2 separate regions of the Homo sapiens genome follow, and region 1 is linked to region 2. A link is a contact called in ENCODE Hi-C or POLR2A ChIA-PET data. All regions are on one chromosome and are shown on one strand. The core of a region is the stretch at or near the end of the contact, and the rest is flanking DNA. Distances in the headings are between cores, read along the strand shown. Region 1 holds the start of CSTPP1 (centriolar satellite-associated tubulin polyglutamylase complex regulator 1). Region 2 holds the start of PEX16 (peroxisomal biogenesis factor 16).

Evidence for each region. A loop is a pair of places that touch in the nucleus more often than their neighbours do. ChIA-PET counts read pairs that join two places held with the same protein, here RNA polymerase II (POLR2A). Pooled maps may share reads with other maps.
Region 1: a map of naive thymus-derived CD4-positive, alpha-beta T cell shows a loop between it and region 2 (9-fold over the local background). The contact joins the promoter of CSTPP1 here to the promoter of PEX16 in region 2. A Hi-C loop is called at or near these places in 1 of 168 maps with a recorded cell type or tissue (naive thymus-derived CD4-positive, alpha-beta T cell), 1 of 37 single-sample maps with no recorded cell type and 7 of 50 pooled maps. POLR2A ChIA-PET finds 5 or more read pairs at or near these places in 1 of 52 experiments (activated T-cell).

The regions. Positions count from the first base shown.
Region 1 is chr11:46,935,433-46,940,220 of GRCh38, reverse strand. CSTPP1 (centriolar satellite-associated tubulin polyglutamylase complex regulator 1) reads right to left here and starts at 3,460. Exons shown (of 9, transcript NM_024113.5): 1 at 3,370-3,460. The coding sequence starts at 3,415. RefSeq lists an enhancer at 3,393-3,602.
Region 2 is chr11:45,916,578-45,921,991 of GRCh38, reverse strand. It overlaps PEX16 (peroxisomal biogenesis factor 16), which reads left to right and starts at 4,115. Exons shown (of 11, transcript NM_004813.4): 1 at 4,115-4,292; 2 at 4,499-4,534. The coding sequence starts at 4,181. It also overlaps a transcript of LARGE2 not described here. RefSeq lists enhancers at 4,291-4,360, 4,307-5,059.

The DNA of each region.
Region 1 (4,788 bases), core at 2,211-4,710, 1.0 Mb before region 2:
TTTCATGAAGAACGAAGAAGCTCCCTACTGACTGAGAAATTACTTCGAGGCCAGGCGCAGTGGCTCACGCCTATAATCCCAGGACTTTGGGAAGCCAAGGTGGGCAGATCGCTTGAGCTCAGGAAGTTCAAAAGCAGCCTGGGCAACATGGAGAAACCCTATCTCTACCCAAAATACAAAAACTTAGCCAGGTGTGGTGGCTCGTGCCTGCAGTTCCAGCTACTTGAGAGGCTGGGGCAGGAGAATGGCTTGAACCCAGGAAGTGGAGGTTGCAGTGAGCCGAGATGGTGCCACTGCACTCCAGCCTGGGTGACAGAGTGAGACTCTGTCTCAAGAAAGAAAGAAAAGAAAAAACAAAAGAAACGGAAATTACTTCAAGATGTATTAAATGAAAAAGTATGCACTGTATACTCCTTTATGTATATAATAAACTCTGGAAAGATACACAGGAAAACAATAATAGTGGTTACTTTTGGGAGGCTGAGGATGGATGGAAACTGGGCAGATGGAGGCAAAGGGGTAGGCTTTTCACTAAAAACATCTACCTATCTATCTATCTATCTATCTATCTATCTATCTATCTATCTATGCATTTTAGAGGCAGGGTCTCACTCTATCATCCAGTCTGGTCTTGAACTCCTGACCTCAAGCAATCCTCCTACGTCAGCCTCCCAAAGTATTGGGATTACAGGCATGAGCCACCATGCCAGGCCTAAAAAATACTTTGAATCAAGTTTCCATATTACCAACCTTAAAAAATATTTTAAAATTAATTTTTAAAATAAGTTAAACAAAATGTAAACCAGAATTGTTTTTCATTTAAAAAGATGTTGGCTGGGCGCGGTGGCTCACGCCTGTAATCCAAGCAGTTTGGGAGGCCGAGGTGGGTGGATCACCTGAGGTCAGGAGTTTGAGACCAGCCTGACCAACATGGAGAAACCCATCTCTACTAAAAATACAAAATTAGCCAGGCGTGGTGGCGCATGCCTGTAATCCCAGGTACTAGGGAGGCTGAGGCAGGAGAATCACTTGAACCCAGGAGGCGGAGGTTGGGGTGAGCCCAGATCGCATCATTGCACTCCAGCCTAGGCAACAAGAGTGAAACTCCATCTCAAAAAAAAAAAAAAAAAAAAAAAAAGATGTAAGCCAGGTGCAGTGACTCACACCTGTAATCTCAGTACTTTGGAAGGCCACAGTAAGAGGCTTGCTTGAGCCCTGGAGTTCAAGACCAACCTGGACAACATAGTGAGACTCTTTCTCTACAAAAAATTAAAAAATTAACCAGGGATGGTGGCATGTGCCTGTAGTCCCAGCTACTTGGAAGGCTGAGGTAGCAGGATCACTTGAGCCCGGAGGTTGAGGCTGCAGTGAGCCGTGATAGTGCCACTGCACTCCAGCCTGAGTGACAGTGCCAGACATTGTCTCAAAAAAAAAAAAAAAGAAGAAGAAAAAAAAAAAAGATGTGCATGGTACATCCATACAATGGAATATTATTCAGAAATAAAAAGAAATGAGTTATCATGCCACAGAAAGACATGGAGGAAACTTAAATGCTTACTGCTAAGTTAAAGAAGCCCATCTGAAAAATTTACACACTGTATGACTCCAACTACATGATATTCTGGAAAAGGCAAAACTTTAGAGACCATAAGATCAGTGGTTGGCAAGGGCTGCAGGGGGAGGGAGAAGGATCAATAGGTGGAGCACAGGGGATTTTTCAGGACAGTGAAACTATTCTGTATGATAATGGAATGGTGAATACATGACATGCATTTATCAAAACCCACAGAACTGAACAACACAAAGAACCCTAATGTAAACTATGGACTTTAGTTAATAATATGTATCTATAATAATATATCTATATAATAATAATAATATATAATATATTATTATATATTATAAATATATATGTTTATCCATTGTAACAAATGTACCACACTAATGCAAGATGTAAATAATAGCGGAAACTGTGAGTGAGGGAGACCCAAGGTATATGGGAACTCGCCGTACTATCTGCTCAATTTTCTGTAAACTTAAAACTTCTCGCCATGTGCAGTGGCTCACGCCTGTAATCCCAACACTTTGGGAGGCCGAGGTGGGCGGATCACCTGAGGTCAGGAGTTTGAGACCAGCCTGACCAACATGGTGAAACCCCGTCTCTACTAAAAATATAAAATTAACCTGGCGTGGTGGCGCATGCCTGTAATCTCAACTACTCGGGAGGCTGAGGCAGGAGAATCGCTTGAATCCGGGAGGCAGAGGTTGCAGTGTACTCCAGCCTGGGCAACAGGAGAGAAACTCTGTCTCAAAAAACAAAACAAAACAAAACAAAACGTCTTTAAAAAAATAAAAGTCTATGAATTATTTAAAATGTGTATTGTGGCCGGGCGCGGTGGCTCACGCCTGTAATCCAAGCACTTTTGGAGGCTGAGGCGGGCAGATCACGAGGTCAGGAGATCGAGACCATCCTGGTTAACACGGTGAAACCCCGTCTCTATTAAGTATACAAAAAAGTAGCCGGGCGAGGTGGCGGGCGCCTGTAGTCCCAGCTACCCGGGAGGCGGAGCTTGCAGTGAGCCAAGATCGCGCCACTGCACTCCAGCCCGGGCGACAGAGCTAGACTCCGTCTCAAAAATAAAATAAAATAAAATGTGTATTGTGTGCATATGTGTGTGTGTGTACATATCTATGCGTGTGTGTGCCTTTTTTCATTCATTAAATGCCTTATACACTAAAGATGCTCAACAAAGTACTACATATACAGTCTTAGCTCAAGAGCCAAGTCAATATCTCAAGTTCTGTTGGAGTGGGCAAATCCGGTTCTGATCCTAGCGCTACCATTTTCTAGCTGTGTGGCCTAACTTAACGCAAGTTACCTCTTCAGCCCCAGTTTCTCCACCTGCAAAACTGGAAGAAAACACGGTAATTCCTCCTAGGGCTGTTGAGAAATTCAAATGAAGAATGATGCATGAAAAATGCTTAGCACAGTGCCTAATGAAAAAGAAAAGCTCGAAATGTTCGCTGACTGATTTGGCACTTGAGGTTCCAAGGTTATTCTTACTCCACTACCAGCATATCAATAATACCCCAACAGGGCCCCAAATCCTCAACGCCAACCTGACCCATTTGAACACAATCCACATTGCCTGAGTTCCAGCCCCTACACTTCAAACATTCTTTACTTCCCAGGTGCTTTTTTCCTTCCTGCTCGGCCTTACAGGCTCAGGCCCTGGAACCCCCGCCTCTCCGCCCCTCCCCATACCACCCGGACCCGATCCCACTCAGACCCCGCCCCCGCCTCCTCCCAGACCCTGGCCTAATTCGTCTGCACGTCTTTCCCTCCCCAAAGTTAAAGGGGGTTCCTACCCAGATACTCGTAGTCCGGTAGGGCTAGGCGCTCCGGACTCAGCATCCTTTGACCGGGGTGGCTTCAAAGCTCCAGCTCTCCGGCTTCCGGAACCCAGGTTGCCGTCTCTCTCCGTTGCCATGGCACCCACGCGGCGGAAGGGGGACGGGAGCTGGAGGAGGTGTCACACAAACAGTCTCCGTGTCGCAAAGTGGAGCTGGCCACTCAAGTTCCGGGGGCAGTCGCTTCACGATGGTCCAGGTTTCTTTGGACTCCCATTCTTGAAGACTTGGTTTTAGAGGAATCTGAGATGAAGAATTCTTTTGAATCCGTTATGTTTCCCAGTGTCGAAGAATTACTGTCAGCCGCCCATATACGCAGTTTCTGAATTTCATAACTATCCCTGCTTTTATACACTGTTTATCCTAACTCAGTAATAGCCCCCGCCCTTTGGCCCCCATAAACACTTAGTATCCCATTAGCTATTTTTATCTCTTTGGTATTTACTATCTTAAATTGCTACAAAGTGCTTACGTATGCATATACCCTGGATGCTTCTAGAGGTCAGAGATGTGTCTTTTCTGCCTATGACGGCTGGACACACAAAAGGTACTCATTAAGTCCTCTGAACTAATTGCCATTTCTTCTCAATTCTCACTCAGTCGCCCAGGCTGGAGTGCAGTAGCGTGATCTCGGTTCATTGCAACCAGCGCCTCCCGGGTTCAAGCGATTCTCCTGCCTCAGCCTCCCAAGTAGCTGGGATTACAGGCGCCCGCCACTCCGCCTGGCTAATTTTTTGTGTTTTTAGTAGAGATGGGGTTTCACCATGTTGGCGAGGCTGGTCTGCAAACTCTTGACCTCAGGTGATCCGCCGACCTCAGGTGATCCGCCTGCCTCAGGCCTCCCAAAGTGCTGGGATTACAGGCGTGAGCCACCGCGCCCAGGCTCAATTCCTTTTTATCTTTGGTTCTTCTTTCTATTCCTAGCCCTTACTATTTGGTACCTTTCCCAGGTGTCTTTCCTTTTTCCTACCAAGACATTGCTCTTCTTGAGGGAGAGGGGCTGCAGAAACGAGGACACCAGTTAGATTTTTTTCCCTATATGCCCAATTGCTCACTTCTTCTTTAAGAGAATATTCACTGGTTTTCAAGTTCCTAAATATTTCTTTTCGCCCCTCTCCACTCCTGACAACAGGTCAGAGATCTGTAGCACTAGACACAGTTCAGACATAGCAGAAAAAGCCACTCTGTCCTCACTTTTTTAGTGCCCTCCCCCTCCAACAAGGTGAGGTTTGTGAAAAAGAGACAAAGAAAACAAAATCAAGCTATCAAAGGAATGACTGGGAAACCAGTAGACCACCTACACTGGGAGGAAAAGGAAAGAGGAGGTTCTTCTCTTTGTGTTCCGAGTGGCCTATTCTTAGCGTCCTCCAGTAAGGA
Region 2 (5,414 bases), core at 2,866-5,365:
GAGCTCGTCTTTCCTCCCTCTCCCCCGCGCACCCCATAGCAGGCCAGGGAATGGGTGGGGGGCGCTCTGGACCCTAAACCAGCACAGCGTGCCAGGCCCTGTGCTAAGGATTTAATCACCCTCGATTAATCCCATGATGCGGGCTAATTCTCCCCCGGAGAGTTTAAGTGACCTGTTAGACAAGAACACCCTCCGGCCCCTCCCGTCTCAAGCGGCCCCACTCCGTTCCCCAGGCTCTGCGCTGCAGAAGCAGCTTTCTTGCTCCTCCTCCGGAAGGGTCTCCCGCCCCAGGACTTGCCCTTGACGTTCCTTCTGGCAGCGGAGCCTCCCAGGGCTGGCTAGCACTCATGGAAAGTTGAAGTTGTTTGCTTGTTTATTGCAGGTCTCCCTCCCAGAATGTAAGCTGCTCACCGGACTGGAACCTTGTCTGTCCAGTCCCCAGTGCCCAACCAGGGCCTGCACATACCAAGTGCTCAATACCTGTTGAAAGTGGATTGGAATGAGAATCTCCCCTCCCATGACCTGGAAAGGGGGCTCAGGCTGTGTCATTTGCCCAACTTCTGGCTGCAAAAAGTGAGGCAAACTCAAAAGAAGCTGTGGAAAGCAGCCCAACCTGAGACCCCCTTTCTCTGGGAGATGGGGAAGGTCAGGCTTTGGGTCTCTGGAGGGCAGGGATAATGGTTGCTATGGAGACTGATGGTGGCTCCTTGTGCACCCAGAAATTGAGAAGGGCCATGCACTGGCCACTCAGGCGTCTGGAGCTTGAGCCTCCAGCCTCCCTGATCTTCATCTGTAGCCTAAAGCTGGGGTGGGGAAATGTGATTCCCTCTCCAGGACCCTCAACAGAGACGGTTTGTGGGGGTTAAACATGTGAGACCAGGCCAGAACAGTGGCTTATGCCTGTAATCCCAGCACTTTGGAAGGCCAAGGCAGGTGGATTGCTTGAGCCCAGGAATTTGAGACTAGCCTGCTCAATGCGGCCAAACTGTATGACTGCAAAAAATACAAAAATTGCTGGGCGTGGTGGCATGTGCCTAGTACTTGGGAGGCTGAGGTAGGAGGACTACCTGAACCCAGGAGGTCAAGCCTGCTGTGAGTTGTAATCACACCACTGCACTCCAGCCTGGGTGACAGAGTGAGACCTTGTCTCTAAAAACAAACAAACACCATATGGGATCCATAGTTGGGTGCTGGCCCAGGATGAGTCTTCAATAAAGGGGCTGGGGGAGTCAGTGCAGGAAGCTGGGTCTGCAGATCTCACTGTAGTCACTCACAATGTTGGCCCTTCTTCTGGCTCAACCTCACCACTCAGGGAAACTGAAGTGCTGAGATACCTGCTAGGCCCCCAAGGGGTTGTTCTGGGGGCGTGGAGGGAGAAAGAGGGACACGTATGGGCATATAAACAGGTGCTGTTCCTCTTGGCCTAAGACCCATTTTGACCCAGCTCTGCCCAGGACTTTGCTGTGTGACCCTATTAGACGAGTGAGGCTCCATCTCTGGGCCTCTGGTACTCTCGTAGGTAAATGTTGGACTGGTCTACCTCTCTTCCCCTGTGACTTGGGGCAAACTGAAGGAGAGAGGATACGGCTCAATCTGCCCAAAGGTCCTTCCAGCCCAACAAAGACGGCCAAGCCCAGGCAGGGGGCCAGGGAGCAGGGGAGGGGCCTCCTGCACACACCGCAACTCTTTGTCTCTGGGCCCTAATCCGGCCTGGGATCTAGAGAGGAAATTCAGGCAGCCCTGCTGCTGCCAAGCTGGCTAGACCCATGCTCCCCTTCCCAGTTCTGCAGGGAGGGAGAAGAAACTGGTTCCAGCCCAAGCCCCTTCCTATTCTGTCCTGGGGAGTCTGCCCCTCTCCCCTCCACACCTTGCTCTCAGAATCAGGACCTCCAGCCCAAGGAGTGCTGAAGAACCTCAAATTCTCTCTCTGTACCCTCTCCACAGCTGCAGAGGGAGGGCTGGAGGAGTGGCCAAACTGGAGGTTTGAGGAACAAGTTCACTAAGGTGTTGGTGCACAGCAGGGCCCTGCAGGGCTCAGTGGCTCACACCTATAATCCCAGCACTTTAGGAGGCTGAGGTAAGCGGATCACCTGAGGTCAGAAGTTCGAGACCAGCCTGGCCAACATGGCGAAACCTCGTCTCTACTAAAAATACAAAAATTAGTCAGGCGTGGTGGCGGGCGCCTGTAGGCCCAGCTAATCGGGAGGCTGAGGCAGGAGAATTGCTTGAACCTGGGAGGCAAAGTTTGCAGTGAGCTGAGATTGCACCATTGCACTCCAGCCTGGGCGACAGTGAGACTCCGTCTCAAAAACAAACAAACAAACAAACAAAAAACAAGGTGGGGCAGAGGAAGGGAGAAGGAGCCTCACCTTGAGGGCCCTGAGCCTAGGTCCTAATCCCAGTTGCTAACTGGCCTTATGACCAAGGAGCCTCAACATGTCACAGCTTTTGTGGGCTGTGGGCAGTAGGAGAGAGGGCACTGCCACTGGAGACCTGCGCTGTGGCCTCTTTGGCCAGTGCCTTGCTGTGCCATGTGGGACAAATCCTTTCCCCTCCTTATTGGGCCCTAATTTCCCATCTGTGAACAGTTCATAGCAACTTGGGGCTGCTGGGAGGAGGGCAAGCAAGCCTGGAACCCAGAGCGTGGCCAGAAATGATGTCGACGATGCCCATGACCACCTCCTCTGTTCTCCAAGACCTTTGCCTCTCCTCAGGCCCCTGGTCACCTTTCCCTGGGTCTTCGTTCTTTGATGTGAGAAGAGGGCAGCTTTAATCCCCCACCTGATAGAGAAGAAAACTAAGCTGTGGAGTAGGGTGGAGTGAGGGAGTGGAAGGAAGGTTGTGGTTTCCTGGTGAGGTGTGATGCTTAGACCTGGTCTCTAAAAATAAAATTAAAGTTAAAAAAAATGAATTAAAAAAAACCGCCTAGTCTCTGAGGTCAGAAAAGACCAACACTCAAATTTTGGCTGGGCGTTCTTAAAAGGATGCTTTCTTCATCTGGAGATATCTGGTGGAGAGGATTAGGTAAAATAATGTATTACTATTCTCAGGGTACCATAAATCCGCTGGCCCGCTCCCTCAGGCCACTGGCCCACGGCTCCACCCATGTCACGCCCCTTTCCCCGCAGCCAATCAGCGCTACCTCCCCAGAGCGCCCGTTCCCTCCACCACTCGCCGCAGATCTCCCGGTGCCACCCGTTCCAGGGAGGCTGCTTGGTTTGGGAAGATACTCCCCAGGGGTCTCCCCTTCCCTTGGGGGCGCAGCTGAGGACTGCGAGGTGCGTCCGAGGGCCAGAAAGCTGAGATCGATTCTGAGTTCAAGGATCAAGTCTGCCCTCAAACCATTTTACAGATCGGGAAATCCGAGACCCAGAGAAGGGATACTCCCGCCCAAGGGCCACCGAGCCGAGAGAAGCCCGGGCCAGGGCTTTCTTCGCGTATGTGGGAATGCAGGCGCGAGCCCTTTGGGGGGCACAGTCCATACGGGAGCTGAGGCCGAAGCCGGAGCACTAACTGTGCTGTCTAGGGGATCGAGACGGCACTAGAGGGCTGGACTCCTTACTGCCTCAGTTTCCCCAGCACTACCTTTGTTGAGGAAACGGAGATGGGGATACTGGCCGAACGCGCGCCTGCTGAGACACAGTGCAACTGTATTTAGACGCCCCGCACCTCCCCAAATCTGATCGAGGCTCCTTTTTTCAAGCACCCGCTATCTCTCAGCCCTTTAAAATCCGGCCCTGCCGTTCGAGTCTCTCGGCGTTCCATTGGAAAGACTCGGGGCTCCAGCTCCCTTCTCTAGAATGAACTGCTCTGACTGCCGCCCGGCTTTACCGGAGCTTTAACTGCGCAGGCGCAAGGGCAGCCAACCCGGTAAACGGAAGAGCTGGGTGCTGACGGCGCTGGGCGGGTCAGGGGCGGAGAGCGTGCTAACCAATGACTTGAGGGAGTAGGGGGCCGGGTTTGGGCCCTCAGTTGCTAAGGGCTACCCGAGTGGGAAGCGGTTCAAGAGATGGGGTGAAGGGTGGTTCACCGGTTCTTCAAGTCCTCAGCCTTCTGGCCCGCGGAAGTTAAGCAACCAAGAGGCGGGCCTAAGACCGGAAGCAGGAAGGAGGGCGCAGGAAGCAGGGCGCCGCAGCCTGTCGTACGGTCCTTCTGTGGGTCTGTCGGTGCCGAGGGCAGGATGGAGAAGCTGCGGCTCCTGGGCCTCCGCTACCAGGAGTACGTGACTCGTCACCCGGCCGCCACGGCCCAGCTGGAGACAGCAGTGCGGGGCTTCAGTTACCTGCTGGCAGGTGCCACCCTGACCTTTGATCAGTTCCTTCTGGGCCCTGACCTATGACCCCAGTGGCCCCCTTCCCTGCGGAGTCAGGGTAGTGATCGCTGTGCTTGAGAAGACCCGTCCAGGTTCCCAAAGGGCGTAGGGAGGGGATTTCCGGGACCCGAAGACGAAATGTGAGGCAGATGCTCACTCACACCTCCTTCTGTACCCTCTCCCCAGGTCGATTCGCCGATTCGCACGAGCTGTCAGAGCTGGGTGAGCCGGGCTCTGGGGGTGGGGGATGGGGGATCGGCTGCCTGGCCCCTGGTGAGTTCCCCAGAGAGGGTGAGCACCCCAGCCCGAGGACCTGGGCTGCCCGTTAGACACCTTGTGCTATGACTGAATCGGCACAAGGTCTGTTGTTCATTGTCCTGGGCCCTCCATGTCCCTAAGTCAAGAGACACGTCTGGGGACCTTATCTGAGTATTCACTACTGGCCAGGCGCTGGACTAAGTGCCTTTCTTACCTTTACTTGTTAATCCTCCCTACAGTCATATTAAGTGGTACTTATTGTCATCACTGTCCATTTAAGGAAGAAGCTCAGTGAGGTTAGAGAACAGTCACTGATGGTCCCAGAACCAAGATTCAAGTCTAGATCTCCCAGATTCCAGGATTCCCAGATTGTAACTACCTCAAGAGTGTTTGCCCAGTGACTGCTGTCACAGTCCTGAAAGAATGCACTGGGTTTTGAAAAGCAGAGGTGAGGCCAGGTGCAGTGGCTCACACTTGTAATCCCAGCACTTTGGGAGGCAGAGGCAGGTGGATCACGTGAGGTCAGGAGTTCGAGACCAGCCTGGCCAACATGGTGAAACCCCATCTCTACTAAAAATACAAAAATTAGCTGGGCATGGTAGCAGGTGCCTGTAGTCCCAGCTACTTGAGAGGCTGAGGCAGGAGAATTGCTTGAACCTGGGAGGCAGAGGTTGCAGTGAGCCGAGATTGTGCCATTGCACTCCAGCCTGGGCAACAAGAGTGAAACTCCGACTCAGAAAAAAGAAAAGTGGAGGTGGAATAGACCCTCAGGAACAGGCTGCCAAGAGAGAAAGGGCCAGGAGGTGGGACCGTGTATCTGTGGCAGTTCAGAGAGCGATGGGCA